2 separate regions of the Homo sapiens genome follow, and region 2 is linked to region 1. A link is an interaction called in ENCODE POLR2A ChIA-PET data of the cell type or tissue named here. Cell type or tissue: MCF 10A. All regions are shown on one strand. Links, peaks and the distances in the headings refer to the core of each region. The heading gives the core; the rest is flanking DNA. Region 1 overlaps ADNP (activity dependent neuroprotector homeobox). Region 2 overlaps BCAS4 (breast carcinoma amplified sequence 4).

Region 1 (16,075 bases), core at 4,243-12,242:
TCTTCCTAAAAGACCAGTGACTCCACATATTTTTTAAAACTTAAGATACGCAAAATCTAGATGACACCTTTATGTTTCTACATAACTGTAAGTCACCTGGGTTTATTTAAGATAGTTGCAGATGTTCAGTTGCCTAAATATTTTAAGTGTCACTGAGCTTGTTAAGAATATGCAAACCTGAGTATGAATGGCTCACACAGATGTAAAATATTGTATAAAAACACTACTGTGCATGATGCATTGTAATGTGTACAGGAACAGATGTTGTTATGGCAACCACATCTGATTCTCAGTCATAATAGTTTGAGCTTTTTGGAGAGGTTATGCCCTGGTGTGAACTCAGAATTTTGAAAGTGATTATTTTAGTATCTCATCTGGTTTAAGGTGATAATGGTAACTGACTTAAGCATTAACTTGCATCATCTCATTTAATCCTTCTGCCATTAAAACAATGAGATAGTGTCCTTCTGCTTATGCCATAAGAAAACAGACCTCTAGAGGTTAAATAACATGTGTAGGATCACAAAGCTTGTAAGTGGCAGAGCAAGGATTTAAATACAGATCTGTCTAACTGTAGGGTGGACCACTGCATCTTTATTTTCTAGCAAAGAAAAGCTTTACTGTGCTATGTCACCCTACCTCTTGTTAAGGAGGTTTGAAGTTATAAGGTACAAATTTTTTACATATGGCTGATAGGTAAGTTTTTGTCCAGGAAAATAGTATTATTAGCACAAATTTTGACTTAGGCTATAAGCTTCACCTGTGAACCTTTTCTTTTCCCCTCGTTTTACTCTTACCCCAGTATCCTATTATCTCATACCTAAGGCAGTGATGGTTTCTCAGACCTCTTAGATTGAGAAGATGTGGCATGGGTGTAAGGTCCCTCAGGTAATTCTGAGGGTTGGGTAGGTCTGGTATCTACTCTTTTACTTAATTGACTTCCTCCAGGCTTTTTTTTTTTTTTTAATGGAGTCCAGGCTGGAGTGCAGTGGCGCGATCTCAACCTCTGCCTCCTGGGCGCAAGAAATTCTCCTGCCTCAGCCTCCCGAGTAGCTGGGATTACAGGCGCTGGCCACCACACCGAGCTCATGTTTGTATTTTTAGTAGAGATGGGTTTCACCATGTTGGTCAGGCTTGTCTCAAACTCCTGACCTCAAGTGATCTGTCTGCCTTGGCCTCCCAAAGTGCTGGGATTGCAGGCATGAGCCACTGCTTTCTTTTTCTTTCTTTCTTTCTTTTTTTTTTTTTTTTTTTTTTGGAGGTGGAATCTCGCTCTGTTGCCCAGGCTGGAGTGCAGTGACTGCAACCTCCGCCTCCCGGATTCAAGCAATTTTTCTGCCTCAGCGTCCTGAGTAGCTGGGATTACAGGCGCACACCACCACGCCCGGCTAATTTTTGTATTTTTAGTAGAGATGGGGTTTCACCATATTCGCCAGGCTGGTCTCGAGCTCCTGACTTCGTGATCTGCCCATCTTGGCCTCCCAAAGTGCTGGGATTTCAGGCATGAGCCACCACACCCGGCCTGGATTAATCCTCTTAAAGTGCCATTAGAATCATGTCCCTTCTGTACTTCGTTACCTGCAGCATCTCCTCGGTGCCTACCAGACATGGCAGCAGACTCCAGCTTCACATTCAAGATCCCCATCCTATCCTCACCCTGCCTTTCCAATCATGTCGTTCCTTGTTACTCAGAAGCTTGACATAGCAACCATTCTGACTCAGTGGAGTTGAGCAAGAAGTTCCTAGAACACCTTGCTTTCCGGCCTCTGGAACTGCGCCAGAAGTCTTTTGCAGTAAATGCAGATTCTTCACCTAAGTTAATGGCCCCAACTCAGCAGCTGTTGCCACCCTCCCTGCTGAGAATGAACTAAACATGAAGCCTCCTAGGATTTAGTTTGTGACACATCTGATACATCGCCTCTTTTACTGCAAATATTTATTGGATGTCATATCTGTAAGCCTTTTCTAGGCAGAGATTCATTCATTCTGTCTGAATTTATTGAGTGCCTGCTTTGTTCTAGTCATTGACATAGATGATAGAGATACAGCAGGGAAAAAAACCAAAGTTCCAGGGTCTCCCTTTGTAACGCAGGCTGGAGTATAGTGGCACCATCATAGCTCACTGCAACTCAAGCCATTCTCCCACCTCAGCCTCCCAAGTAGCTGGGACTATAGGCATGCACCATCACACCTGGCTTTTTACATATATATATATATATATATATATACACTTAAATATATGTATTTTTTCAGGCTGGTCTTGAACTCTTGGGCTCAAGCAATCCTCCCACCTCAGCCTTCCAAAGTGCTGGGAGCTGTGAGCTACACCTGTGAGATGGCACCCTTGTCCTGCTGCATATTTTAAGAGTTCTGTTTAGTCCATCAATTGAGGTCAGGAAAATGAACGTGCTGAAAGATAATATGTAATGATAATAATTTGTAGACATAAATGCCAGCCGTGTCTGTTAACTATTTCAGGTGATATTGTACTAAATCTCTGAAATCACCTGTGATGAACTTTTAAAATAAATAAAACTTTTAAGTCACAGTGTGATTATAATTTTTGTATAATTGGTAGGTAATGTGATGAACCAGGCTGTTTATTTACCATTAGATTGTTGGTTTGCTATAAATGAACTACACCAGCATGAGAGAAAACAAAACTTCCTTAAAGTGCTAAAATTAAATTTTTCATCATTCTGTTACCTTTCAAAAGCTTTCCATTTCATTTTTCCCAGGACCTCTCCTCTTGTTCTTCTACTTTTGTAGCGGAAACTGAAGGTAATTTGAAATTTTAACACATGGGAATTCTCTGAAGATCTTTTCTCTACTGCCACATGCTCAAGTTTGCAAAACAAGGTAGTTGAACGTCTCACTGAAGTAACCCAGCTGTACTAAATCTATTAGTTAAGGCAGAGTGAATCAGGGCCTTCATTGCCAAAAGTAATATAATATCCTGTTCCTGGCCTCTTGGAGTGGAGCAGATTTGCCAATAACGTGAACACTCTACCATTTTTTTTTCTTTAAGTACTTAAAGGTTTTGGGGCCACCTAGGTTCCATTAATGTATTACCACTCATATTAAATGATTATAGTGTCAAAAATGGTCTGGAAATTTGTATAGACCTTCAAAATGCTGTGTTACATCCACGGTTTGTTCTAGAGGTTCTCTCCTTTTCTGGGTAATATTAACAAATGCTTAAGATTCACATTTTGGTAAAGAGATCCATCAGTGATAAATGCCCCTGATTTTGAACCCAGACCACCCTGCTGTTGAAATTATAAGCAGACTTTGTCTCCTTCCCTAATCAATACTGCTGCCTTAAATTTCCCAGTAGCCACTTTAAAAAAAAAGAATGTGTTTATTTTTAATTGTTGTAAAGTATACATAAACTTTACCATTTTAGCCTTTTTTAATCTTGCAGAACTGAAACTCTATACCTGTTAAACAATAACTCCTCTTTTCTTCCTTTACCCAGCCCCTGGCAACCACCATTTTACTTTTCTGTTGCTATGAATTTGTTTATTCTAAGTACCTCATGAGTGGAATCATACAATATTTGGCCTTTTGTGATTGATTTTATTCATTTAGTATAATGTTTTCAAGGTTCATGTTGGAACATGTGTCGGTACTTTATTCTTTTTCATGGTTCAATCATATCCCATTATGTGGATATGACCACATTTCATTTATCATCAGTTGATTTCAGTTGTTCCTATTTTGGGGGTATTATGAATAATACTGCTGAGAATATTGATACACGAGTTTATGTGTGGTCCTGTGTTCCCGCTTCCCAATTGCTTATGTAACTTTTTGGACTTTTACTGTTCTCCCAGTTTGACTGGAGCCTGGAGGTAGTTGAGAACAGACCAGGCTCCTACCAACTCCCTCCTTTGAAAAAAAGGAAGCGTCTAGTTTCCCAAGGGACTTTCAGAAGAACATGCTTAGAGTATTCACAATGGGAAGATAATAAAGGGGAGACATAGGATACATCTGTTTTTTGAAAAGCTGGCCTGTTATTTAAGAATACCAAGGTTGTGGTTTTCATTTTACAAGATATTACCATTATGATTTGCATAGAAAGAGATTCTTCAAATGTGACTATCTAGTGACTCTTGGCCTCCATGGTGATGGTAAGAGTGATTTAAGACAAGTGTCCTTAGAGCTGAATTCTTCTCTGGATGTGATGGAATCATCTGACTGACTTGAGATACGTACAGATTCTTAATTTCTGTGTTGCTGCTTCAGCTGGTTTGGCTGAGCCTTTTAATTTTTGAAGACCATTTCAACCTTGGGTATTGAAGTTCTGGCACTTTCAGATGTACGTAGGGAACATGCTGCTGTTTGTTTTTAGTGAATGCCAAAGATAGAGTTTGGTCTGCATGGGTAGTGACAGGAGTGCTGCATCTCAGGTCTGGAGGGTGGCTTCAAGACCCAGCTCGCTCATGGGCAAGCAGTTGCTTCACCTCAGCTGCTAATTTGTAGGATGAGAAGAGTTTAGATTAGGCAGCTCCTAGGTTCTTTCAGTGATTGAGAGTGCTGCTTTTTCATAACAGATTTCTGTTGATGGTGTGATTTGGAAGATGAATCTCAATCTTTTGACTTTCCTAAGGCCTGCACTGGACACTTGTTTTTTAGTTTTTGGTTTTGTTTTGTTTTTCCCCCTCATTTCAGAAACAGAATGCTTGTGTTCCTGCAGTTGAGGAGACCCTGAAGACTGGTGATTGTTACTTAGATTCCATCCAAACTATCTTTTTCCTCATCAGCTGAACAAGCTAATTCTGAAAAGGCACTGCATATTTTTAAAAATATTTTTTATGTCATATGTATGAAGTGGATGCCACTGACACAAATGTATTTTTCAGGAGCATTAATTGAAAAATAATGTCCAGAATTAGAGTATTGTTGTCTCACTCGACCATCTCCTGAATATGTCACATCCGAATAACAGTTTATCCAGGGAACTAGGGAGACTGACAAGCTGGAGCTTATCCTTTGGAGAGTGGCCTATGAGATCATGGAAGGAATGGTGAGAAGAACTGATCCTGGTTAACTGGGAGAAGAGGGGCGTGTCTTAAAGTTTTGAAAGGCTGTCATGTGACTAGGGAATTTATAGCCTGAGAGCTATGGGCAGGTTACACAGCGTTGTAAAGCATAAACTTGTGAACAGAAGCTGTCCAGTGTGGAATGAGCTGCCTGATGGGATTTTGTGCGCCCTCTTACTTGAGGTGATCAGGCAACAATCTTTCAGAGCATCTTTTTTTTTGTAGAAAGGATTCACACATGTTGATGGAAGGTGACAAAAAATATTACTTTGACTAAACGTTTTTGTAAAGAATGCTATATTTAGATAAATACCATCTTTCGCCTTGCATAAATTTACACTCCTAACTAAAGAAATAGTTATAAAAAATATAAATAATTGATAACAGTTAAAAACTTGAAGAAAATCAGTGTTTATTTTTGGAGGCAGTTTTGTATTTGGTTATCTTTTATTATCAAACTGGGAGAATAGTAAAAGTCCAATGAAGTTAGTAAGAATAGAAGAATACAGAAACTGGTTACATTTCCTGCCTGCTTATCTTTATTAAGAGTGTTATAATATGATTATCCTAGGCAATATAATTGATGTTCATTATTCAGATTTAGCTTTCAGTACATACGTGTGTCATCATTTGCAAAGTAGTTTTCTTTCTTATCTTCCTGGTTCTCTAATTCCCTCACCCCCCTTTTTAGCCTCAGTACTACTGTACATTTTCTAGTAAACTTAAGGAAAGAGGATACTAAACTTTATTTTCTTACCTCTGTCTTGCTGCACAGTTTTATCTGCTAATCCAGAAGAACATTCTGCCCCTGGATAGTCAGAATTACGTGTTTTGTGGATTGGGGAGGGAGGGGAGGAAAAGGAGGAGGCATCAGAGCTGCCTTTCTATGAAGAGTTTCCGGCATCTGGAAGCTCTTTTGCCCAAGCTTATAGGAGAATGGAAATCAGCTACCTCTGTTCAGGGCGGTGTATTTTAGAAAAAGATTGAGTGGGGTGATTGTTTCCAGTCTGGCTGTAGGCTCTCAATCTTAAAGCTGTGTAAGATTAATTTTTTAAAATGCAAATATATAAACCTTTTTGCAACTGGTTTGATTTAAATGTAGGGCTTAATGGCACATGTAAAGCAAATAAAGTATGTTCACTACTTCAGATGCAAATCCTAAAATAGGAAGAATAAGGGCTTATTGGCTATAAGAAGAAATAGGGTTTTACCGTGACCACAGTTTTTGACTCAATGAGTGATATAGACAGGTATTAAATATGTTGCTGAGGTAAAGGCAGGAAGGAAAGAAAATGCACAAATACAAGAATGATGTTTTTTTCTTTCAACATTTTATTTTTTAGTTTCTGAAATACAAATCAGAATACATTTTGTTACATAATCATTTTAACAAGCTTGACATTTTTTCAATGTAAGCTGACTCGATATAGGTACTTTAAAACTTCCTTTTTAAAAAACCATACGTTTTATCTTGGCAAATAGCTCATCAAAAAAAAAATACACGTGTACATGGGAAGTTGTTTTTCATTATTTTCTAGCACAACCCCCAACTTAAAATTTGGTCCACTGAAATACGTAAATATTCCTCCTATCACAAAAATAAAATCTCATGGTTGGGGAAAAAAACAACTGTCTGGCATAGGCCTGAGTGAGCTTGAGAAACAAGTTAGGATGTTTAACTGTATGGAGGAACATCACGGAGTCCACCTAGAACCATCTAGCAGAACGACTAGCCTGTTGCTATTGGAGCTATTCTATTTCAGAGACTGATACAAGGTGCATGCTCGGAGGTTGCTGAAGATTAACAACAGCCACGGAATCACTTACTCAGAATTAGCCGAAATTCAGTATACAAGAATATGTGACAACAGTAGAACAGTCAGCAGTTACTCAGTGCCCAGAAAGCAAGCCGTAAGTTTAGAATAAGAACCTCAGCAGGAACAATAGTCAACATGTTTATAAGACTTTGAAGGTGAGAAAACATTTGTAGATGATGTCCTGTGCCCAAGTATGTTAGTTTCCAGGACACTGGGGACAGCATCACAACATAGAAAGTAAGAAGAAATCCAAGCTGTTTAACCTTCTACCATTCTCTTGAGTACTAAACCCAGGGCACCTTTGGCCACTTGTGGGGTTTCTTTTCTTCTTTATTCTCTATGTAAATATTGCTCCTTGGGACACCAGCAGTTTTGCTTCTTCCACTCTTATCACAGACTAAGTGTGGAGGAGTGTTACCCTCAGTGTCTTGGATGATTGTGGATGCTTTGTAGTACAGAAGGATATGAATCATCTTGAAGTTACCCTTGGCTGTGGCCTGGTGCTTTGCTGTAGCCTCATAATGATCCTTACCATCTGGATTAGCCCCACCTTCTAGTAACATGAGAGCAATCTCATGCCTGTTTTTGGAAGCTGCATGATGTAGGGGAGTAGAGCCATTTTGATTGACAGCATTCACTTGAGCACCTTTTCCCAGAAGGGCTTTTACAGTCTCATTCTGGCCAGCACAAACAGCAGTCTGAAGAGGAGACCAATCTCGCATAGTCTTTATCATTCACTGGCACTCCAAGTTGAAACAAAAATTCAATAATTTATGTATGTATGGCTGAGCATGCCCAATGCAATGCACTTCTGTCCTGGTCAGTTCTCATAGCCAGGGGTTTATTGGCCAGAATCCTCTCCTTCACCTCCTCCAGCTTCCCTCTGTAGGCCAAGTTGCAGACCATAAGTTTAGACACACACCCGTCTGTTTTGCTTTCCCAGGATTGATGTTTTCTTTCTGATTAGTTTTTATCTTAACAGGTACTAAATGTTTCCACAGAGACATAACAAAATCTGTTCTTTAAATAAATAAAATTATCGTCACAGGTAGCAGTTAACTGATGCTTTGATTCTGTTCATGAGAGTCAAATGCTTGTCCCTCTTAGAAAATTGCCAGCATAACTTAACATTTTTTAGTTAGATCATTGGTTTAAGGAAACTTCAAAAATCTTACTCTTAAACCCCAGTGGGGGTTATAAGAGATATATAAAAATTCTTGCATCAGCATCAATTGGAATAATTTAAATATCAAGGATCTGAAATTCTTACATAGTAACTTGGGTTGATGTTATCAAAAAATGAAATTGTTTATATTGTAGTAGCCTGATTGTCTTCCTAATTTTTATTAACTTAGAAAATACAGATACCTTTTTTTTTTTTTTTTTTTTTTTTTTTTTTTTTTTTTTGAGACAGAGTCTCACTCTTGCCCAGGTTGGAGTGCAGTGGCGTGATCTCTGCTCACTGCAATCCCCACCTCCTAGGTTCAAACGATTCTCAGGCCTCAGCCTCCCAAATAGCTGGGATTACAGGTATGTGCCACCATGCCCAGCTAATTTTATTGTATTTTTAGTAGAGATGGGGTTTCGCCATGTTGGCCAGGCTGGTCGTGAATTCCTGGCCTCAAGTGATCACCCTCCTTGGCCTCCCAAACTGCTGGGATTACAGACATGAGCCATGGCGCCCATCCTGACAGCTGCCGTTTTCTTCACTAGTAATAGCGTCATTCCTAGCCCTTGATTCCACACTCTTCTCTTCTCCCAACCCCAGGTAAAAGATAATCCCAGAGAGACTGTGTTTTTCTTTACAACTTTAGGGTAGAAATGTTTTTTTAAAAATCACAGTGTGAACTTTATTTTCTGATCCTTTAGGTTTACTGTGGATTCCCTATCACTTCATACTTTGATCAGACTAATAATAATTGGTGAAGATTTTCAGTAAACTATCAGAATTCTGCTATAGCCATCAAACTTCATGCTTTGGTTTGATTGCCCACTAGGCCCAGATTCTACATTTCAGTAACCTGCCACTTTTGCATAAATTTGCGTCATGGGCTTAGTTTAGATGAGTAACTATTTCGTGGAGGTACTTGGGGGCAGGGAACCTTTTTTTCTTTCAACCTGAGCACCTCTAGTTTTTATCTTTTTTATATTTCACCTAAGATTCCTTTGGAAACGGGTTTCACAGCTTTTAAAAAATAAAAAGTTTGAAGCTAGGCGCAGTGGCTCACACCTGTAATCCCAGCACTTTGGGAGGCCAAGACAGGCAGATCACTTGAGGTCAGGAGTTCGAGACCAGCCTGGCCAACATGCTGAAACCCCATCTCTGCTAAAAATATAAAAAAAATTAGCCCAGCCTGGTGGCGCGTGCCTGTAATCCCAGCTACTCGAGAGGCTGAGGTGGGAGAATCGCTGGAACCTGGGAGGCAGAGGTTGCAGTGAGCTGAGATTATGCCACTGGGTAACAGAGGGAGACTCCGTCTCAAAAAAAATAAGGTTTGAAAATCACTAGTTTAGGCTAAGTGCAGCTTATGTTTAGGTGTTAACCAGGAAGAAGTAAGGATCCTTGTGTAGCTCTCAGTGCAATATTAGATATGCTTTTCTTAGTGGAAATGAAAGTTTTGCATTCACTAGTGTAACTGATACATTAGTCATCACTTTGGGTTATGTTCAGGTTTTGGTTCCCGAACATTATAAAGTAGCAAAGTTTACACCTGCAGTTGAAGGAAAGTAGGACACACTATGACACACTAGATCCTCACTTGGAGTAGTTTAAAATGTAATCTGGACAAGTTGGACTTAGAGGCTAGCTTTTTCTTCTGGCTTATCTGTGCCTGTTCAGAGGTAGCTGGGTTGTCTTTTGCTTATCTAAAACAGGCTTATCTTTTTGTTTGTTTTGTCTTTCTTTCAGATGATACTAGTAAATGCTTTTCTGCTTTTTTTCTGCCCGTAAAAATACAGACTATATGGTGCCATCCTTGATGTGGTAGCTCTGCAGAACTACCATAGACAAGCTCCACTAATTCTTGGTGTGCCAGATCCTGCAGACTTTACCTTGAGCCTGCTAAACTGGGACTGTCATCTGTTGGGTGATGCCATTGCACTCCAGCCTGGGCAACAAGAGTGAAACTGTCTCAAAAAAAAAAAAAAGAAAAGAAAAGAAATCTGGGTTTTAGTGTATCCATCACCCAAATAATGTACAAGGACATCTTTTTCAGTTAGTGTTGGTAGGAAAATTGGATTGCCATAGTGCAGAAGAATGAAACTAGACCCCTATCTCTCACCGTATGCGGAAATCAACTCAAGATAGAAAAAAGACTCAAAGTGAGACCTGAAACTAGGGAAACCTGGGGGAAACTCTCATGGACATTGGTCTAGGCAAAGAATTCATGACTAAGACCTCAAAAGCACAAGCAACAAAACCAAAAATAGATGGGACTTAAACTGAAAAAGTTTCTGCACAGATACAAATATCATGCATATGGTTTTAATTTATCTGTAGCCTAGGGCCTAGATGAATCTTAGATTTTCATTCCAGCTGTCTGACTCTTGCTTTGTAAGAAAGCACATGAATAGGATATGGGCCTGGATTAGTAAAACGTTAATGTTTGGGCCCTAATCAGTAGATGTGGGTATAATTTGCAAAGACTAATAGGAATGAGTATGGCTAGTTCACTCAACAGTGTTAGTCTCCAGAATTGAACGTTGGCTGGGCACGGTGGCCCATACCTGTAATCCCAACACTTTGCGGGGCCGAGGTGGGAAGATCACTTGAGCTCAAGAGTTGGAGACCAGCCTGGGCAGCATAGGGAGGACCCCTATTAAATTTTTTTAAAAAATTAGCTGAATGTGGTGGCGCATACCTCTAGTCTCATCTACTTGCGAGGCTGAGGCAGAAGGATTGCTTGAGCCTGGAGAATTGAGGCTGCAGTGAGCTGTGATCATACCACTGCACTCCAGCCTGGGTAACACAGAGTGAGACCCTTTCTCAAAAATAATAATAATTGAATGTTTACATGTAGTTCATCAGATGGCATGTGCTTACCAAAAAGCTAGTTACTCTCTATTTATTTAGAGGCAGGGCCTTACTCTGTCACCCAGGCTGGAGTGCAGTGGCACGATCATTGCCCACTGCAGTCTTGAACTCCTGGGCTCAAGTGATCCTCCCACCTCAGCCGCCTGTATATCTAGGACCACAGGTCCACACCCATGCTTTCTTATAGAAACATAGGTCTTGCTGTGTTGCTCAGTCTGGTCTTGAACTCGGCCCTCTAACATGCTGGGATTATGGGTGTGAGACATTGCACCCACACCTAGTTACTTTCAGTCGTAAATAAAATACTTGCAAATGTTAATTCTGTTATTAATAGGTCATTGAGCTTTCTCTGAATTCTAGAATTTAGGGTGTTTAACTCTTCTCATATAGTGTTTTTTGTTTTTTTACTTCATGAAATCAGAGTCAAAGCATTTTTTAGAGTAACTTTCATCTTTCAAACTCCTGTTCTTTCTACTAGACTCAGTTCACAAGTGTAATTATTTTGCATAAATACCCTATCTTCCCTCTTATTTATTCACTTTCTCTTCTGTGTCCGCCTGCCCAGTGGGTCTGTCAAGACTTTTGGTTGTGGGTGACAAGAACTTAGCTTAGGCAGAAACGATAATGTGTGTGTTTATATATTGGAAAAGGCTGGCATAGGGAAGTGCTGTTCTTCGGGCACAGCTGGATTGAGGACCTTAAACAATATCAATAGGAATTGTTCCCTTTGCTTCCTTCATGTGATGGCAGGTCTCAACTCTCCTTTTCAGCGTCACGTCATCCCTGTTCGGGGGACATGTCCAACTCTACTGGTCATTATCTTACATAGATGAAATATTCTTAACTAGTCAAACTGAGTCATGTGTACTCTGCTCTGCTGGAAAAGTGACTTTCTGTCTTCCATCAATCGTGGCAGAGGCGTTTCCAAGAGGAGGCTGGGCAGGCAAAAACAGGTGTCTAAACCCTACTGATTGAGGGCTGGCTATGTGTATTCTAAGCTGGAAGAAATGGACTGTTGAAGGGGAAGAAGAACCATGTCTTACTCATCTCTCTATTCCTAGCACAGTTGAGTGGCTAAGTGCAAGTGCTCTGAAAATGATTGTCTAACAGATGAACAATATATAGGTTTGTTAAATTGGATATTTTTCTTTTTTTATGTCATGAGCTGAAAGGTTCGGCTGAAGGGAGCTAGTTCTCCTTGGTGTTGGAATAATGATGCTCATCTGATTTCTTTTTTTTTTTTTTTTTTTTTTTTTTTTTTGAGACAGTTTTACTCTTGTCGCCCACAGGCTGGAGTGCAGTGGTGCAATTTCGGCTCACCACAACCTCCGCCTCTGGAGTTCAAGCGATTCTCCTGCCTCAGCCTTCCTAGTAGTAGGATTACAGACATGTGCCACCATGCCCAGCTAATTTTGTATTTTTAGCAGAGACGGGGTTTCTCCATGTTGGTCAGGCTACTCTCCTGACCTCAGGTGTTCCGCCCGCCTCGGCCTCCCAAAGTGCTGGGATTATAGGCGTGAGCCACCATGGCTGGCAAATTTTTTTTTTTTTTTTAATGGCCATCCTAATGAGGCAAAAGAGAAGGGATTAGCTATCCTTCTGCATGTCAAAACCCATCTCTGGGACAATTTTTGGCATTAGTGTTAAGGTTTCTTTCTCCCTAAGAGTAATAATTACCTGTATTTTAGTTTTTAGCTCTCTTTGCATTCGAAAGTGAGGAAAGGGCCTTGAATTTCAGGCAGAGACAATTTCTTATCTATTCTGTTCCCACCCCTCAGTTACTTAAGTATGGATCCCTTGTCCACATTTATAAAGGAGAATCAAATAGATAACTTTTTTTTTCTTTTTTTGCAGACAGAGTCTCACTCTGTCGCCCAGGCTGGAGTGCAGTGGCTCGATCTCAGCTCACTGCAAGCTCTGCCTCCTGGGTTCACACCATTCTCCTATCTCAGCCTCCCAAGTAGCTGGGACTACAGGTGCCCACCACCACGCCTAGCTAATTTTTTGTATTTTTAGTAGAGACGGGGTTTCACCATGTTAGCCAGGATGGTCTCGATCTCCTGACCTCGTGACTCGCCCGCCTTGGCCTCCCAAAGTGCTGGGATTACAGGCATGAGCCACCGCGCCCAGCCTAGATAACATTAATGAACCCTGGAGCCAGCTATTGATTTGAACTTATGTTTCTTAACAGCAAGCAGTAGCTGCAAAGAAACATAGGGTCCTTCTCTTCTTTTTCTTATCACCCATAATGATTGACTGATAGAGTTTGGTTGAAACTTTTTTCCAAAGAATTGTTTGGCTTGTTATAGTTCAAAACACTCACAAGAAAGGGTAACAGTGGCCCCTTCTGGGATGGGGAGCTGCGTGGCTGGAGGGATAAGAGTGAGAAGGAAGCCTTCTTTGCTTATATTTCTGAATTGTGTGCTTGTTTTATCTACTGAGAAAAGTATTTAAAGCAAAAAAAAAAAAAAAAAAAACAGAAAAATCTTTGCAAATGCTTTTGAAGGTGCCAGTGTATATGACTGTTACTTCAGCTGCAAATGGAGAAAATCTTAGAGAAATGATCTCCATGAACAAATGCATGGAGGGCACACTTTGTTCTGGAGAAAGGGAGATTATGGAATTTCCAAGGTTATTAGGAATGTCAGAAATACGCATATGAAGAGCATTATAATCTTTACACTGAAAGTTGTAGAATGTTCTGAGTTAATGTGAACATACATTCCTGGCCAGGCATGGTGGTGCACACCTGTAATCCCAGCACTTTGGGAGGCCAAAGCCAGCAGATCACTTGAGCTCAGGAGTTCAGGACCAGCTTGGGCAACATGGCAACACCCCATCTCTACAAAAAAAAACACACACACACACACAAAATATAGCCAGGCGTCTAGGTAGTGTGCACCTGTAGTCCCAGCTGGTGGGGCTGAGGTGGGAAGATCACTTGTGCCCAGGAAGTCAAGGCTGCAGTGAGCTATGATTACACCACTACACTCCAGCCTGGATGAAAAGTGGAACCCTGGCCAGGCGTTAACGTGAGTTAACATGAACATACATTCCTGGCCAGGCATGGTGGTGCACGCCTGTAATCCCAGCACTTTGGGAGGCTGAGGCAGGTGGATCACCTGAGGTCAGGAGTTTGAGACCAGCCTGGCCAACATGGTGAAGCCCTGTCTCTATTAAAAATACAAAAATTAGCACGATGTGGTGGTACGCGCCTGTAGTCCCAGCTACTCAGGAGGTTGAGGAAGGAGAATTGCTTGAGCCTGGGAGGCAGAGGTTGCAGTGAGCCAAGATTTGTGCCATTGCACTCCAGCCTGGGCAACAAGAGCAAAACTCCGTCTCAAAAAAAAAAAATGCCGGGCGCGGTGGCTGTAATCCCAGCACTTTGGGAGGCTGAGATGGGCGGATCACAAGATGGGCGGATCACGAGGTCAGATCAAGACCATCCTGGCTAAACGGTGAAACCCCATCTCTACTAAAAATACAAAAAATTAGCTGGGCATGGTGGTGGCGCCTGTAGTCCCAGCTACTCAGGAGGCTGAGGCAGGAGTATGGTGTGAACCTGGGAGGCGGAGCTTGCAGTGAGCCAAGATCGTGACACTGCACTCCAGCCTGGGTGACAGAGCGAGACTGTCTCAAAAAAAAAAACAAAAAAAAAAAACTGGAACCCTGTCTCAAAAAAAAAATACAGATTTCTCCTAGTTGCCAAGCCTACAGCAAGATAACATTTTTTGGTACAGCATTTCCCAGTAAGCAGTGTCACTGCTTTATTTATAAGCCTTTTAAATTCAAAATAGATAAGTAAACCCAACACCAACTCTGTGGCTGAAATACCGCTTTTTATAAATTACAAGTTTCTTACAACTAAGTTCCCTTATGGGCATACTCACTTTTTCAGAAAAAAATACCTACCAGGCAGTGAGATGCTTCATCTTAATGTCTTAAACCGACTTTTTAAGCTGTGGGTAGGCACTTAGAAGAATGGGTTTTTCTTTCCCCCAAGCTGCCGCTTGATTCTTTTTTATGTTTTCTATAGACTAATGACCCCAGTGGTGGCTGCATTTCCAAATCTTTATGTCTTTGTTTTTCTGAGATTGTTGAGCCACTCATCCAGGAGGCAGGGAAACCATTAATGGCTGGCTTCTGGACACATCTGTTATGAAGTGTGAAGCAGAGTTAACTCAGGAAGTTCCCAAAGAACTGAATTTTGGCCCATAGAGAGTTTATGAAATGAACAGAGAAACAAGATGTCTCTTCCCAGTCTTAGGTATCTGTGGGCATCCATTTTAATACCTGGTTTCTTCAGAATTAGCCTGTGACACTTTTCTGTATTTCTGAAATATTTTTCTAACATGTGCTTCTCTCTAAAAGACCTGGTTTGTAGTAACTGTATGTGTTTTTTGTTTGTCTGTTTTTGAGATGGAATCTCGCTCTCGCCATGCTGGAGTGCAGTGGTGCGATCTTGGCTCACTGCAACCTCTGCCTCCCGGGTTCAAGCGATTCTCCTGCCTCAGCCTCCCGAGTAGCTGGGATTACAGGCACGTGCCACTACGTCCAGCTAATTTTTTGTATTTTTAGTAGAGTCGGGTTTTCACCATGTTGGCCAGGTTGGTCTCGATCTCTTGACCTCGTGATCTGCCCTCCTCGGCCTCCTAAAGTGTTGGGATTACAGGCGTGAGGCACCATGCCCAGTGTGTACTAACTGTTTTAAATTAAGCAAGTGATAAAGAATTTGCTGGTTTTAAGCCACCACAAAAGATGGTTTAAAACAATTTAGCAATAAAATTTGGACAAAAAATAATTGATTTGGTCTTAATTTATATCAGAAGTGACTTCTAAGTCTGTAGTTGGCTTCACAATATGCAGATTATTAGCATAGCAGAGAGAGCAGGGGACACCATAGTCATTGCTTCATAGTGAGCAGCAATTCTATCTTGAGTATGATAAGGCCTAGAAGGTTTTTTTGAAATACTTTTCATTTTCGGCCCCAATTAGACTTTGGTACTTCATATAGAATATTTTGAGACTTCTAAGTTAGAGTAACGTACCCAGTTTCAAAATTTCTAGGGGTTACTCTTTGATTTTGGTAGATTTCACTCTTTCTCCTTTTATTTTCCATTTTTTTATAGTTAACGTTGATTTTGGATTAGAATAATAAATGAGGCAGCATTTTATTACAT
Region 2 (8,000 bases), core at 1-8,000, 94 kb after region 1:
AGCACTTTGGATGGCTGAGGCGGGTGGATCACTTGAGGTCAGGAGTTCGAGACCAGCCTGGCCAACATGGTGAAACCCCATCTCTACTAAAAATACAAAAATTAGCCAGGCGTGGTGGTGGGCACCTGTAATCCCAGCTGCTGGGGCACGAGAATCGCTTGAACCCAGGAGGCAGAGGTTGCAATGAGCTGAGATAGCGCCACTGCACTACAGCCTGGGCAACAGAGTGAGACTGTGTCTCCAAAAAAAAAAAAAAAACCTGTAAGAAACTGCCAAGCTGTTTTCCAAAGTGGCTGTAGTTTTTTTTGCATTTCTACCAGCAATGTATGAGAGCTTCGTTGCTCTACATCCTTGCCAACACTTGGTATTTTGGTGGTTTTTAAGATCTAGCCATTCTAGTGGGTGTAAAGCACACATCTCTGCCTCATCTATTCCTTACAGTAACTCTTTGGAGATGGAAACTATTTGTAGTGGATTAAGGACAGCTACAAACTCCTTAATTCCTTCCATGAAGGGGTAGAATACAGTTTCTCTCCCCTGATTCTGGCTGGGCTGTGTAACTGCTTTGACCAATAAACTACAACAGAAGTGACACTGTGTCAGTTTCCATACTTAGGCCTCAAGACATGTGGCAGCTTCCTTCCTGCCCACTGGACTGCTTGCTCTGGGGAGGTCAAACAGCCATGCTACGAGGAAGCCCACGCCAGCCACGTGGAGAGCGTGCACGGGGCAAGTTACACCAACCAGCCCCAACCAGCCCCAACCAGCCCAGCCCAGGTACCAGACAAGTGATGAAGGAGCCAGCTTCGACTCAAATGAGCTGAGTCCTCTGTGCCCTGCTCTAGCCCACAAAATAAATGGGTGGTTGTTTTACATCACCAAATTTTCGGGTAGTTTGACACAGCAATAGATAATCAGAACCATTATTTTCATTTTACGGAGGAAAAAATAAATGTTCTGAGAGGTAACGTGACATGTCCATGGCCCCACAGTAGAAGGAATCAGAAAGTGAAGTGCCAACAATTGGCATTATATCAAATGTTAAAAGAGGTCCCAGAACAGAGGGGTGAATTTCAGTGACAGAGAGTGATCAAGACAGGCTAATGGAAGAACTAATAGAGCAGACGGGAAGCTGGACTTTGATTTCTAACAGCCTAATTTTATCTGAAAGGAAGTGGCTTCTCTCTAAACCGTGCAGCCCAGGGCCTGCCTTCTCTCGGACCTGTAAATTGATCAAACAGTGTTTCTGAAGACCGAGGCAGGGACCTGGGGGGACAGTGGTCCGTGGTGTGACATCACCTGCTCCTAGAGGACCCTACTCATCCCTAACTTGGATTTCAAAGCAGCTCTTAAAGAGAAAAAAGAGGCCCCAAGCTAGGGCTGATCACCGGACACCTCTCTCTGTAGTCATGTAGCCCCACAGCACACAGCAGACATACCAGGTAAGCCAAGCATGAACCTCTAGGGGCCAAGAGGATTTCTAGAATATAAATGGCATTGGCACAGCGTGCCCATGCAGGGGCTGTAAGCTCAAACACCCCCAGGGGTCCCACAAGCGTCACATATTTGCAGAACTGGCTGGGCACATTCTGTCAACACAGACACATGGGAAGAGTCTTTGCTTCCAAAAGGATGCATGTTCTCTTCCATTTCTTGGAACATGGGATCCTCTTGGTCTGGCTTTACTTTCCCACTTTCAGTAGGGTCAAAAGAACAGAGAAACATCATCTATCAAAAATACACAAGCACGTGGCGGCTGTGGAGTCAGGAAGGCTCCCCGGGAGCAGCCAGCACTGTATCAAGCTGGAAAGCACGCTTGCTGCCCACAGCAGGTGGTCGCTTGCTTGCCACGTGACATGGCGGCCGATGCTTGCAAGGTAGGAATGAGTACCCCAGGAGGGCCAGATCTTTGCTTTTCTGAGAGAAGCCGGAACTCTAGATTTTTCACATGAAATTCTAAAAATGTCACAAGCTAATGCCTGCTTTTTTCCCCCCCAGAAACATCAAATTATCTGCAGGCAGGATTGGACCTGTGGGTCATCTGTGTGTGGCCTCAGGATTAAATCTTTCCATGAAGCATCTCCAGGCTTCGAGTTAGGAGGACCTGCCTGATGCTGCCTGCAATCTTGAGTCTCCTGGCAACACAGACACACACACTTCCCACCACAGGAAGCTGTGATGGTTTTTCAGGGCTGGGCCACATGGGTCTCTCCGCCTGTCCACATGGACTTCTGCCCCCAGCCCTCTTCAGGCTGATGCTGGGTCTCCTTGCGCAGAATGCCCATGTGGATGACGGGATGGGATTTGAAAACAAAGGTGTCCCTGGAGCATCCATCCACACCATCCTCCCGACCTGCCTTCCCTGCCCGCAACCACGATCCTTCACCCAGTGCCCAGCCATACCACATCCCTGGCCTCCCCGCCTTTGCACAGGCTGGTCCCTCTGCCTGAATGCACTCCTTCCCCATCTGTTGAATTCTCTATTTCTCCTTACAGCCCCAGATTCATCACCACCTGTTATACGAAGCCTTCCCAATTTCCTAGGCAGGACTTAGCACCCCTGGCTCTGGAATCCCTTCACACCTTGACCTTACCTTGACAACAGCACTGTAGCATGGGACGGCACCAACTGATACCCAAATCAGTCTCCCCACATACACTGGGGCTTGATGGGAATGGAGATGGACTGAACTCTCTTTGCATACTCAAGTTTATGACGGGGCCCATTCATGAGAAAGTGCCCAATGCAGCCGGGCATGGTGGCTCACGCCTATAATCAATCCCAGCACTTTGGGAGGCCGAGGCGGGAGGATCACTTAAGGCCAGCAGTTCAAGACCAGCCTGGTCAACATGCTGTCTCTACTAAAAATACAAAAATTAGCCAGGCATGGTGGTGCATGCTTGTAATCCCAGCTACTCAGGAGGCTGAGGCAGGAGAATCACTTGAACCCGGGAGGCAGAGGTTGCAGTGAGCCGAGATTGCATCACGGCACTCCAGCCTGGGGGACAGAGCGAGACTCTATCTCGAAAGGAAGGAAGAAAGGAAGGAAGGAAGGGAGGGACGGAGGGAAAGACGGAAAGACAGAAAGACGGAAAGACAGAAAGACAAAGACAGAAAGAGAAAGAAAGAGTCCAATGCGTGGTGGTAAAGAAAGGACAATCCAGGCTGTTAAAAGCCTGTCTTGTTACCTAGCTCCCACCTGGACCCACATCTGAACGTAAAAATTGACTCAAGAGAAGAAACCATATAGGTCCTCTTGGGATTTCTGCTGTGACCCTAGAGGCTGGGCCGAGGTCCGCTGAATAGGTAGGGATGACTCAGTGCCTGCTGTCTAGGGTGGCTTTGTGCCGGGCACAAAGAAAGGCGTTCAATGAACATCTGGGGCTGCTGTTACTGTTACTCCCTTGGGTTCTCACAAACACTCTCAGGGTCCGGACACGGTGCTTCTCAGGGACATAAACGCACACCACTGGGCCCAGGTGGCCAGGCTTCCTCCACTCTGGGGAGACACAGGGCCTGGTCACAATATGGAGCTCTACCCTTTGGGCCTCCAGGCAGACACCTCAAGCCCAGGTTACTGGTTTGCCTCTAATAAGCTTGGGAGCTTCTAGAAAATTCTATCAGCACTCCTGGGGGCTCCACACCTGGCTGGCAGCAATCCTAGGAACACTGGGATCTAGAAGCAATTTCTTTTTCTTTTCTTTTTTTTTTGAGACACAATCTTGATCTATCACCCAGGCTGGAGTGCAGTGGCGCAATCTCAGCTCACTGCAACCTCCACCTTCCGGGTTCAAGCAATTCTCCTGCCTCAGCCTCCTGAGTAGCTAAGATTACAGGCGCCTGCCACCACACCCGGCTAATTTTTGTATTTTTGGTAGAGGCAGGGTTTCACCATGTTGGTCAGGCTGGTCTTGAACTCCTGACCTCAAGTGATCTGCCCGCTTTGGCCTCCCAAAGTGCTGGGATTACAGGTGTGAGCCACTGCACCCAGCCTCTAGAGGCGATTTCTAGAGACTCTGGCGTGGGAGGCTTTGTCTTCTGGGCCATTGTCTTCCATCTTCCTCCTCAGCCAGGCTAGTAGATTTGGGCCAACCAGACAGAGTAGGAGGTAAAAGCAGAGAGAACAGAAGGATTCAGGAAGGAACTCGATGCCCAACTCCACCACGGGCTGTGGCCTGGGCAAGAGGCTCCTCCTAGGCCTCGCAGGCCTGAAGCCATTTCCTGGCTGTCTCCATGTTTGCACAGGGGACGGTGCAGAGCTGAGGAAAGTTAAATATAGTCTAGCGTCCCCGCTGAACGGCTCCCTGCATCGGTGCCCGAGAGTGCCACCTTGTGGTCCACTCCTGGCTCCTCTGCGGAATAAAAACCATCTCGAGGGAAGGACGAGATCAAGATGGCCGCCTCAGGAAGCACTTGGGGTTGAGTGAGAGAGAGAGAGCGAGAGAGAGAGAGAGGAGGGAGTGTTTGCACGTGGCTTTCCTCTCAGCGCTGGCCGCTGCCCCATTCCTCCTGGTTGCTAACTCACCACCAAAATGGCTTCCGCAGAAAACTCCAGCAAGGGCCTGAAGTCTGGCCTGGGCCTAAACCCACGCCTTCCAGGCAGCCACTCACCAGGTCAGCCAGGCTGCAAAACTCTTCCAGCCTGAGGAGCATGCCCTCGATGGTCTCCTCCACCTCCTTCGCCTGAAAAAGAGACGATATCCTGGAGATTAGCAAGTGGTTTCCAGGGAGACAAACACCCTTCATTTTTTTTTTTTTTTTAAAGCAAACTAAGTCTTAGGATTATGTGCCCGGTTCCTGCTCGACCCCCTTCCACTGCCTCCTTTGAAAGAGCAATAAACAGGCAGCAGTCCTGGCGCCCATCACGGAGGACTGGTTAAAGCCACCACGGCCTCTCCATTCTATGCAGCTTTCAAAAGAGACAAGATCAACAAATACAGGAAATAACAAAGCTACCCGTATCCTCCACGTTGTACAGATGAGGACACGGAGGCTCAGAGAGGTGGGGTAACCTGCTCAAGATCACACAGTTAACAAACAGCGGGGCAAGGATCCTAATCCAGATGGAGTCCACAACCTCACAGCCTGCTCTAATAAACACAGTGGCCCCGGTGATACCCCGGAGAGGAAAAGCAAGCTGCAGACGGTGTCAGATACAAACCATACCAAAAAAAATGTGTGAGGCGGGCGGATCACCTGAGGTCAGGAGTTTGAGACCAGCCTGACCAACATGGCAGAACCCCGTCTCTACTCAAAATACAAAAATTAGCCGGGCATGGTGGCGTGTGCCTGTAGTCACAGCTACTCCGAGGCTGAGGCAGGAGAATCGCTTGAACCTAGGAGGCGGAGGCTGCAGTGAGCCAAGATTGCACCACTGCACTCTAGCCTGGGCAACAGAGCGAGACTCCGTCTCAAAAAAAAGTACATGTCTTCACAGAGAAAGGCCTGGAATGATATGTGCCAGACTGCTAATAGTTAAGAGATGTGCTTATACTTAAAAAATTTGTTGTTTATCTGAAATTCAAATTCAACCGGGCATCCCATAGTTTCTTTGGAAACCCTATTAACAGGGCTTACTTAGCCCTGGGCAGGAGGAGTTGGGAAAGGGACTCTGACAAGGGAAACTTGAATTTTTTATGTTATGTAAAGGGTCCATGGCCGGGAGCAGTGGCTTATGCCTGTAATCCCAACATTTTGGGAGGCCGAGGCAGGAAGATCACTTAAGTCCAGGAATTCGAGACCAGTCTGGGCAACATGGTGAGACTCCATCCCTTTAAAAAAAAAAAAAAATTAGCCCAGGTGCACTGGCTCACGCCTGTAATCCCAGCACTTTGGGAGGCTGAGGCGGGCAGATCACGAGGTCAGGAGATCGACACCATTCTGGACAATGTGGTGACCCCATCTCTACTAAAAATACAAAAATTAGCCGGGTGTGGTGGCACACACCTGTAGTCCCAGCTACTCAGTAGGCTGAGGCAAGAGAATCGCTTGAACCCGGGAGGCGGAGGCTGCAGTGAGCCAAGGTCACACCACTGCACTCCAGCCTGGGCGACAGAGCGAGATTCCGTCTCAAAAAAAAAAAAAAAAAAAAAAAAAAAAAAATTAGCCAGGCATGGTGGTGCATGTCTGTAGTCCCAGCTACCCAGGAGGCTGAGGCTGCAGTAAGCAGTGATCGCACCACTGCACTCCAGGCTGGGCGACAGAGTGAGAACTTGTCTTTAAAAAAAGAAGAAGAAATAAAACCCAGTCATCAGGCTGGACATTAACATAAATGAGTGAAACAGGCCATCAGGCTTGTGATCTGAGAGGTGCTCATCCAGTCCTCCAGCTGCTGGCCACTAGCTGCCATCAGGAAATGCAGGCCCGGAGCTGCCAGATCTTTCCATTTTCCAAGAGAAGCCAGAAATCCTAATTTGATAGGAAATGCCCCAATGTTTAAACATTGGAACACATTTAAAAAACCCTTTAATGCTTCACAAATTAAGCCAATAACGAACGTGCAGAGGGCCTGCCAGTGTACAACTGCTTCATGCACTTGTGTAAAAATTAGGGAAATAATTAGCGGTTTGGCCAGGCGTAGTGGCTCACGCCTGTAATCCCAACACTTTGGGAGGCCAAGGTGGGCAGATCACCTGAGGTCAGGAGTTCGAGACCAGCCTGACCAACATGGCGAAACCCCGTCTCTACTAAAAATACAAAATTTAACCAGACGTGGTGGCACGCGTCTGTAGTCCCAGCTACTCAGGAGGCTGAGGCAGGAGGACTGCTTGAACCCAGAAGGAGGAGGTTGCGGTGAGCCAAGATTGTGCCACTGTACTCCAGCCTGGGAGACAGAGCAAGATCTGTCTTCAAAAACAAAAAAGAAAAATTAGGTTTTTTTTCCCCCTCAAGTTATCTACTACTTTTATGACTTCTAAAATACCAGTTTCTGTTGTTATTTTTGTAATGGCCAGCATTCAGGAAGAAAGTTCGCCAAGCACATGATCTGCTTTCCCTACCAGGCCACACCGTCCTGCTCCAGGGAGGCGTGCTCAGAGTTTCTGGGCAGGCCTAGTCCCTGCCCCCTGCACCTGAAGGCTCCCTCACCACCCACTTGTCCCCAGAGAACTGTTTATACAGCACCAGTTCCTGCTGCTTCCAGCATGAGCCATCTCCACCACAACAAAATAAACGACTGCACAAAAAAACATCTTTCAGGCTGGAGTATAAATAGTACCAAGTTGCAATTTTAAACTCTGCAACCTTCATCTCACAGCTGGGACTATTTCTGTGCCTCAGTCGGGGAGAGGGGAGAGAAGACGGGGAAAAAGAAAGATCATTCCCCCACCCAACCCCAAAATTAAATTACAATGAGAAAATGTCATTATCGCACTAAGGGAGAAAGGATGGAGCCAAGAGGTCACTGTGGTTAGAGGAGAAGATTGGTTGTTCTTTCTGGTCCAGGGGAAAGAAAGAGAAAGAGAAAGAGAGGAGTGGGGCACAGCGGGTGATGGAGAGATCCTGGGAGTGCAGGTGCACACAACGCAGACACGGGTCCAGACATGCTTAAGAACACACAACCTGCATGGGAGGCCACGGAAGCCCATGCCCCAGCGGGGTGGGATGCCTCCTTCCCAAGATGTTTCTGCAGCACTGTGCTTGTAGGAAGTGCATTGCAACCCATCCTGGCCTGCTCAGGAAGGGCACGGCGTGGTCACGGCACTTCTGGGTTCACCTTACCCTCTGCCAGCCATGCAGCTGGAACCCAATGGCTTAACCTCTGCATTTCACTGCCACTGGATCCCCTGTGACAGGAACCATCAGGCCCGTTTGGCAGAATGGTCAGGAGGTTAACCTGACATCATAGATGTGGCTAACTGATTTAACAGAGTGCTGACACACAATAGGTGCGTGATAAGGGGTTGCATTCCATAGCTCGCTTTCTCTCTTTTTTTGTATTTTAATTTTTGCAGAGACAGGGGTCTCACTATGTTGCCCAGGCTGGTCTCAAGCTCCTGGC

The links. ChIA-PET counts read pairs that join two places held together with the same protein. Peaks named below come from ENCODE experiments on the same cell type or tissue, not always from the same donor. Only the 100,000 strongest peaks of a DNase experiment are listed, where the experiment ranks them.
Region 2: POLR2A ChIA-PET joins it to region 1 with 11 read pairs; 21 of 35 experiments call an interaction of 5 or more read pairs at or near these places.

Annotation. Positions count from the first base shown.
Region 1 is chr20:50,905,445-50,921,519 of GRCh38, reverse strand. The region is part of intron 2 of ADNP (activity dependent neuroprotector homeobox); the gene reads left to right. It also overlaps the pseudogene PSMD10P1. Among named protein-coding and RNA genes, the nearest start is that of ADNP-AS1, 18 kb to the left of the region's middle. RefSeq lists a silencer at 9,383-9,542. In MCF 10A, for the core only: no CTCF peak of the experiment used is centred there; DNase peaks (open chromatin) are centred at 5,059 and 7,369.
Region 2 is chr20:50,814,895-50,822,894 of GRCh38, reverse strand. BCAS4 (breast carcinoma amplified sequence 4) reads right to left here. Exons shown (of 5, transcript NM_198799.4): 2 at 4,613-4,684. Among named protein-coding and RNA genes, the nearest start is that of BCAS4, 24 kb to the right of the region's middle. RefSeq lists enhancers at 644-973, 2,038-2,539, 3,523-3,572, 4,060-4,109, 4,120-4,169 and 2 more. In MCF 10A, for the core only: a CTCF peak has its summit at 4,350 (motif pointing left); a DNase peak (open chromatin) is centred at 4,314.